2 separate regions of the Homo sapiens genome follow, and region 1 is linked to region 2. A link is a contact called in ENCODE Hi-C or POLR2A ChIA-PET data. All regions are on one chromosome and are shown on one strand. The core of a region is the stretch at or near the end of the contact, and the rest is flanking DNA. Distances in the headings are between cores, read along the strand shown.

Region 1 (3,952 bases), core at 153-2,652, 85 kb before region 2:
TTTCCTGTTTCTCTTCCACTCTTGTCATCTTCACAGAGGATGAGGACAGTGAAGGCCCAGGGAGTGGAGAGAGTCGCCTACAGCATTCACCCAGCCAGTCCTACCTCTGTATCCCATTCCCTCGTGGAGAGGATGGCGATGGCCCCTCCAGTGATGGAATCCATGAGGAGCCCACCCCAGTCAACTCGGCCACGAGTACCCCTCAGCTGACGCCAACCAACAGCCTCAAGCGGGGCGGTGCCCACCACCGCCGCTGCGAGGTGGCTCTGCTCGGCTGTGGGGCTGTTCTGGCAGCCACAGGCCTAGGGTTTGACTTGCTGGAAGCTGGCAAGTGCCAGCTGCTTCCCCTGGAGGAGCCTGAGCCACCAGCCCGGGAGGAGAAGAAAAGACGGGAGGGTCTTTTTCAGAGGTCCAGCCGTCCTCGTCGGAGCACCAGCCCCCCATCCCGAAAGCTTTTCAAGAAGGAGGAGCCCATGCTGTTGCTAGGAGACCCCTCTGCCTCCCTGACGCTGCTCTCCCTCTCCTCCATCTCCGAGTGCAACTCCACACGCTCCCTGCTGCGCTCCGACAGCGATGAAATTGTCGTGTATGAGATGCCAGTCAGCCCAGTCGAGGCCCCTCCCCTGAGTCCATGTACCCACAACCCCCTGGTCAATGTCCGAGTAGAGCGCTTCAAACGAGATCCTAACCAATCTCTGACTCCCACCCATGTCACCCTCACCACCCCCTCGCAGCCCAGCAGTCACCGGCGGACTCCTTCTGATGGGGCCCTTAAGCCAGAGACTCTCCTAGCCAGCAGGAGCCCCTCCAGCAATGGGTTGAGCCCCAGTCCTGGAGCAGGTGAGTCTTCTTCCTCTTTTCTCTTTCCTTTCTTTGTGCCTCCTCAGGGAGTGAAGATGTTTGCAGGCCTCATTTTCTCTTTCCACTTCGGGATTTGAGTGAACACCATTCCTCCTCTTAGCCAATCAAGAAATACAGATCTGGGATCAGGGAGGCAGCCAGGGCTGGCTGACTTTTCTCTGACCTGTGCCTCAGGGGTCTTCCCTGAGGATTGAAAGAAGACAGGCAGGTTCTAGGAAGAATCAGAAGACCTGGGACTCCTTTGGAATGTCCAGACCCTGAGTCTTAGGGTAGGGTAGTGTTTTCAGGGCACAGGAAGGGCAGGAGTCTAGCTTCTAGTTATTCCCTGAGGAGGATGATGCATTTTCCAGGAAGGAATCTTGCACTGCATGTGGGAGCAGTATTTTCTGCCACATAGCTGGGATTTTGCCTCTCATTATAGCATTAGTTCACACACACTCAGAAGGCAGGCTTCCACCCATTCATCACACTCTTCAACACTCACCCCTGACTCATACCTGCCTCTTCAGGCGTGGAGATGAGTCCAGGCAAATTGCTATCCCCGTGCATATGACTGCCCTCGACATCTGACACCTGGGGACACACACTCTTTCCTGTCACCATCTCTTTCCTGTCACCATCTCTTTCTCCCTGGAAGACCTAAGTCTGACTTGGAAACAGCCTCTAATCCAGTAGGAAAAGGGGGCATAGTAATACCCTTTCAATGAGATTTAAGTGTCAACAACAGTTGTATTTAACTGTTTGGCTTGACCTGCCCTCCTGTTTTTTGTTATACTCAGATATGTGACCTCTTTGGGAACAGAAACCCTACATTACTCACCTTTGGACTTCTGATACCTAGCTCTGTTCCCGTCACATGTTTATTACATGGATGAGCAGTAAATGAACAGACATGCCCTTGAGTCAGGAGGCAGCAAGCTTTTTTGGTGAAGGGCCAGATAGTAAATATTTTAGGCTTTGTAGGCCGTACAGTTTCTGTTGTAACTAAACTACGCTGCCGTAGTGGGAAAGCAGACACTGGATGTGGCTGTGTTTCAATAAAATGTTATTGTATACCTTTTTTTCTTTTTTTTGAGACAAAGTTTCTGTCACCCAGGCTGGAGTGCAGTGGTGTGATCACAGCTCACTGCAGCCTCAACCTCCTGGGCTCAAGTGATCCTCTTGCCTCAGCCTCCCAAGTAGCTGGGACTACAGGCATGGACCATCATGCCTGGCTAATTTTGCAAAAAAATTTTGTAGAGATGGGGTTTCATCATGTTGCCCAAGCTGTTCTTGAACTCCTGGGGTTAAGTGATCCTCCTGCCTTGGCCTCCCAAAGTGCTGGGATTATAGGCATGAGCCACTGTACTCCACCTAAAACCTTGTTTATAAACACAGGTGGCCAGCTTGTGTGTCATTTGCCAACATCTGCCTTCAGTTATTTCATTACATGTGACCCCCAAATGTCCTATTATTCTTATCAGATACAGGGATCATGGCATTCTAGGTCACTACTGTATCCCCAGTGCCTCCCAGTAGGTGCTCCACAAACATTTGGTGATTCATGTTCTCCTGATTGCGTAGGGATATGGTGGTGTTGGGGGGGAGTAGCGGATATCTAACCCCGAAATATGGTGCCTCATCTGATGCTTCTCCTTTTGTCTTTTTGACCAGGAATGTTGAAAACCCCCAGTCCCAGCCGAGACCCAGGTGAATTCCCCCGTCTCCCTGACCCCAATGTGGTCTTCCCCCCAACCCCAAGGCGCTGGAACACTCAGCAGGACTCTACCTTGGAGAGACCCAAGACTCTGGAGTTTCTGCCTCGGCCGCGTCCTTCTGCCAACCGGCAACGGCTGGACCCTTGGTGGTTTGTGTCCCCCAGCCATGCCCGCAGCACCTCCCCAGCCAACAGCTCCAGCACAGAGACGCCCAGCAACCTGGACTCCTGCTTTGCTAGCAGTAGCAGCACTGTAGAGGAGCGGCCTGGACTTCCAGCCCTGCTCCCGTTCCAGGCAGGGCCGCTGCCCCCGACTGAGCGGACGCTCCTGGACCTGGATGCAGAGGGGCAGAGTCAGGACAGCACCGTGCCGCTGTGCAGAGCGGAACTGAACACACACAGGCCTGCCCCTTATGAGATCCAGCAGGAGTTCTGGTCTTAGCACGAAAAGGATTGGGGCGGGCAAGGGGGACAGCCAGCGGAGATGAGGGGAGCTGGCGGGCACAGCCCTTTCTCAGGGTTGGACCCCCTGAGATCCAGCCCTACTTCTTGCACTGATAATGCACTTTGAAGATGGAAGGGATGGAAACAGGGCCACTTCAGAGGGTCTCCTGCCCTGCAGGGCCTTTCTACCCGTGTCCACTGGAGGGGCTGTGGCCATCAGCTCTGGCTGTGTAGGGGAGGAAGGGGTGCATGCATGTCCCCCACCCTCCACAGTCTTCCTTGCCTTTAGAGTGACCCTGCAGAGTCACTCAGCCAAATCTGTCTGCTGCTCCCTCTCCTCAGCCAGTTGGGTGTGCGCAGAGCTGTCATAGGGTCCCTTTGTCAGCCCCGAGTTCAGCTTCCCAAACACCAGTGTTGGATATTCTGTGATTGATTTTGGTCCTCCTCCGCTGTCCCCCAACACCCAGGAATGGGAATCTGGCTTGGTTCGAGATAGGAGCTTTTCTGTGTCCTAAGCCCTTTCATGCTAGCAGGAAGACTGAAAGCAAGGTGGCCCAGTGTGGGGTCATAGGGCTTGATAGACCTGGCACTGCCTATCTGCACTTCCAGGTGCCCCACCTATTTATCTGAGCCCACAGGTGGAAAGGGGAACTGCCTCAGTGAGAACGGGGGGACGGGGATGTTAGGAAAAATACAGTAAAGTTGCAATGAAGAGGTTCATGAAGTATGTCCTTGTTCTTTTTGGAAACTCTCGGCAAAGGGCAAACCAGCAAGTATTGAGGGTACCCATCTAGCTACTTGGGGTCAGGACCTCGTCAGACCAGGTTCGGATACAATCATCTGCTCATCCCAGGAATAGTTTCTTGGGGGACTCACTCACTGGTGCCAGTTCTAAGTCAGAGACAAAATTCCACTGTCTGTTCCTTTTGCTGTCTGAACTTTATGTGTTAC
Region 2 (3,946 bases), core at 898-3,397:
TATAGGGTTTGGGGTCATATCCAAATCCAAAATCAAAATTCTGATTTTACAGAAATCTTGAGCTTGTTAGTACCACTTCACACTTTTGCTGGGGATATGACATTGTACGTCTGTATAAGATAGTGAGCTTTACAGTGGTAATAAATAATTCCAAGGCCATATAAATACCACAGTTAGGCTAAACTCCTTTAATCCCTGCAGCATTATCTTTGTTTTTTTTAAGTCTGGTACCATTGTCCGAGCTAGACCTTAGAGTTGCTGCTCCGTGTCTGGGCCACACTAATCATCTGGGTGAAACGGAAAATTTTGTTCCAAATATGGACATCTGCCTTCCCAAAGGGGCTTAGGAAATCTCTAGTTGGTTGATTGAAACATTCAGTTTTCATCCTAGCTGTTTGGAGTAGGCACAGTCTGGTGGTGAAAGAGAACAGCTGTGAGGAGAGGATTTCCTTATAGTGAATCTGGAGGTCACCCACAACCAGTGAAAGCTCTGGGAGCTGCTTTTGGCTGCTCCACATCTTGGCCTTCCTGTCTGCTTTGCAGATGAATTTCCTTGCCTTGGAGGGGGCACTCCCATGTATTTTGGCTGTAGGGACTCTGATTTCAAGATGTCCTAAAGAGTTCCTGGCTAAAAGCCACCTGACTTATTTCCCTTGGAGGTGGACTAAGGAGCTTCCAAATCCACTTTAGGAACTCAGCCCAGTGTCTAAATTTGTAATGTTCTTCCCAGTACCTTCCTTGAAAGCATTCTGCAAGTTTCAATTCTCACTTTCTTCCTTGGAAGAAGGTATTACAAGCCCCATTTACTTGACCCTTAAGATTTATTGGTCAAGGTGCTACCTAAGGAACAGCCCCAGGTCAACAACAGCTTAGCCAGTCAAGCTCTCCCATCGGGATGGCAAGATCTTGGCTGAGCATCTTGACATGAGGCCTATATTCTTTTCCCTTCTTTTGACCAATCCTTACCCTAGGAATTCATCCTCTGATTGCAAGGTTACTGCTTGTCTCTAGCCCCTGACCTCCTTTTCACCACTGAGTTTTTAAATTTGTAACTCATCCATCTTTACACCAACATCTGTTGAATACCCTTTGTTCTTAGACTCTGCCTTAGAGTCTGTATCCAATTTTGTCCACCTCAGATGTATCCATCCAGCCATCTTCTGGTGTCCCATTGAGGGCTGGCTTCAAGGGTGGGCAACTTGTGCTGTTGCATAGAGCCCCACACTCAGAAGGAACCTGTACTTCATTTAATACTCTGCTATTGCCTTCTTGAAATTCTTAGTCACTTTATCTTTAAACTTGTGTTTTGTTTAAGTGAAGTCTGATGGGACAACACAGCATGAGCAGGGACAGAGGAGATGGGCACAATACCACTCTCTGCTGCCCCATTTGCATATAGCATTCACAATGCCCCAGGAGCAAAGAATTCTAGGAGCCCCATGATGCGTGAGAGTTCATCAAGACTTAATTATGCCCATAACTAAATGAATATGCTGCCAGTCCCAAAGGGCCATTCTTTCCATTCAAACTAGAAATGGCTTCAAACATGGACAAAAAAAAATGTTCTCAGAAACACAAATAATCTAGGAACCCTATCATATCCTTTCCTACCTATGTTGCTTTCCCATATTAGCCAACCACTCATGCTGAAAATGATGACACAGAAGGAAAGGGTAGGGTCACGTGTATTCCCTTTTCCTTTCCTGGCTCATCTGAAAGCCTGGTGGAAAGTGCACATATGAAGTATGCATATAAAGTACACATATAAAAAAGTGAAATAAAAATAGTTTAGTTTATTTGGTGCAGCATTTCCACTGTTCTAGTAAGAATAAATACATATGCATGTATGAGCTACAGAAGTATAAATTGTATAATTTTTATAATTCCTCATATAAGTAAAGTGTTCCTATAAGTTCATTTAAAACTGGCACCACACATCATAAAGAATAGTAAAATCTATGCTAATAATTAAATTTTAAAATTTTTTATTTGCAATGACATCAAATAGCAAATGCAAAACACCATGTCAAGTCAAGAGAAAGAGAGAACAAAAGAAAGAGAAAAGCTTTATCTTTCAGGATCTTTAGCGACACTTCCTCCCTGCCTTTTCAACAAAGAGTCCTACATTTCATTTCATGCTGGGCCCTGCAAATTATGTGGCTGGCTCTGATCCCATGGCTTTAAGACGTGTCCACAAGCACTGAAAAGCAAAGCTTGTTTCAAACCAGCACCATCCCAGGCATTTCCCAGTGTGACTTCCTTCTAGGCCTTGCCACATCCCTATCCCAAGGCTTCAATTGGGATCAATGGATATTAGCTGCCCCTTTGGTAAGATCAACAAAAATCTCCTAAACATAGCTCTGAGTAGATGGGAAAATGGAGGTAAAGTAAAATGGCAGGGGCTTATCCAAGGTCACAAGGTATCCCAGGGACAGAGGCACAAGCTCCTAGCCTTCAGGTCCAATGCCATGGTTTGTTGATTTCCATCTCTACTGCTGGCATTCGAGCCTTGAACATCATTTGAAAATACCAACAAAGTTATTGTGTGTTGTATCCCTTTGATCACACTTCTGCTAGGGCCACCACAGCCCCACAGGAACAGATGTAGGGCAAAAGACTCTGCCCTTCAAAGGGTTCTACACTGAACATTCCAAGGCCCCAGGGGAGTCCTGTGTCTTGTTCAATGTCAAGAAGAGTCCATCAACAGGCCAATACATGCTTCCTTTGTAGCCTCTGTAAAGATCAGATTCCTATGTCTCCCCAGGAAGGTCAGGATATCTTTTCTAATCATTGTATCAGGATCATTCAAAATTCCGTAGAAACAGAACGATCCCTACCTATTTCTTTGAATTTCCTGGAAAACAAGATACGCAAAAATTACACCCAGGGGCCCAGCACAACTGGCCAGATCTCTTCCAACCAAAAGGAAATCCCAGCCAGAAGAGACCACAACCTGGTGCCCTTTGCAAATTGCCTGCACACCCTTCATGCGTCCCCTCAAGTCATCCAAATAGGTTTTTAGACCGACATCTCTTAGCACATTCTAGCTGTCCTCTTGCTATTCTTTTGGAGGCTTCCATGTGGAGTACAAGGGTTCACTGAGCCTAGATGTATTCCAGAAGCCTCATAACCACCTCTTGTTTGGAGCAGCGATGCCCTTAGCAACACAGCTTAATTTTCCAGGTACTTCTGGGCTAGTAGTCCAACTTCCTCCTAAAACCCAGTCCTGTCTCTCTATGCACAGCTTTGTGTAGAAGGAGGATGGATCCTTGATTAAATATATTCAGACTCCCCCAGAACCTGGAGCTTGTTGGGCTACTCAGCTGGTGCTGCAGACCTGGTCGAAGGGTCAGTGGCCTTTCTTCCAGAATAAACCTCCAGTTGCTGGTCTCCTTCCTTTTAGCAGGCACACAGGGGAAAAGATATCTCATGGGCCATGCTGCACTGTTCTGGCTCTAACAGCAATACCAGTGATCATCTTTCCTTCCTTTCTAGCCAATGAGAAGTATAAATACACATGTAAAACTTTTCTGTTGCTATTTAAAATAATCTTCATGAAAATATTTTCATGAAATGTGAAAATGCTTCTGACATAAATAACTGGGATTAAAAGCAGGATACCTGATTGTATACACAGGAGGACCTCAGCTTTGTAAACTGTTTACATTTATTCACAGAAAAAAATACAGGAAGGAAATACACCACAGTGGGTTTCTAACTGGATTAGAGGTAATTGTGTATTTTCTTCTTTAAACGTTTTAGTGTTTTACAAAAGAAAATACATATTAGAGGCATTGATTATTTTGTAATCTGACAAGAAAGGATACTTTCCTATTAGCTGGGACTTCTGAAATAGTCATCACTGATTTTATACATAGCCCTGAAGGAAACAAACATAAGGCTTCCACTTCTCCCCAGAGTGACTTTTTTATTTTTTATTTTTTAT

Evidence for each region. Hi-C counts contacts between places; a loop is a spot of excess contacts on that map. ChIA-PET counts read pairs that join two places held with the same protein, here RNA polymerase II (POLR2A).
Region 1: a map of astrocyte of the cerebellum shows a loop between it and region 2 (4-fold over the local background). The contact joins two enhancer-like sites. A Hi-C loop is called at or near these places in 3 of 168 maps with a recorded cell type or tissue (astrocyte of the cerebellum, endothelial cell of hepatic sinusoid and pancreas). POLR2A ChIA-PET finds 5 or more read pairs at or near these places in 4 of 52 experiments (OCI-LY7, WTC11, activated CD4-positive, alpha-beta T cell and 1 more).

The regions. Positions count from the first base shown.
Region 1 is chr14:70,729,427-70,733,378 of GRCh38, reverse strand. It overlaps MAP3K9 (mitogen-activated protein kinase kinase kinase 9), which reads left to right. Exons shown (of 12, transcript NM_001284230.2): 11 at 37-840; 12 at 2,515-3,952. The coding sequence ends at 2,999. Among named protein-coding and RNA genes, the nearest start is that of LINC01269, 33 kb to the right of the region's middle. Within about 2 kb of position 1,402, at least 2 of the 41 ENCODE cell types and tissues checked have a DNase peak (open chromatin) inside an H3K27ac peak, as active enhancers do.
Region 2 is chr14:70,645,117-70,649,062 of GRCh38, reverse strand. The region is part of intron 1 of TTC9 (tetratricopeptide repeat domain 9); the gene reads right to left. Among named protein-coding and RNA genes, the nearest start is that of TTC9, 5.2 kb to the right of the region's middle. Within about 2 kb of position 2,147, at least 2 of the 41 ENCODE cell types and tissues checked have a DNase peak (open chromatin) inside an H3K27ac peak, as active enhancers do.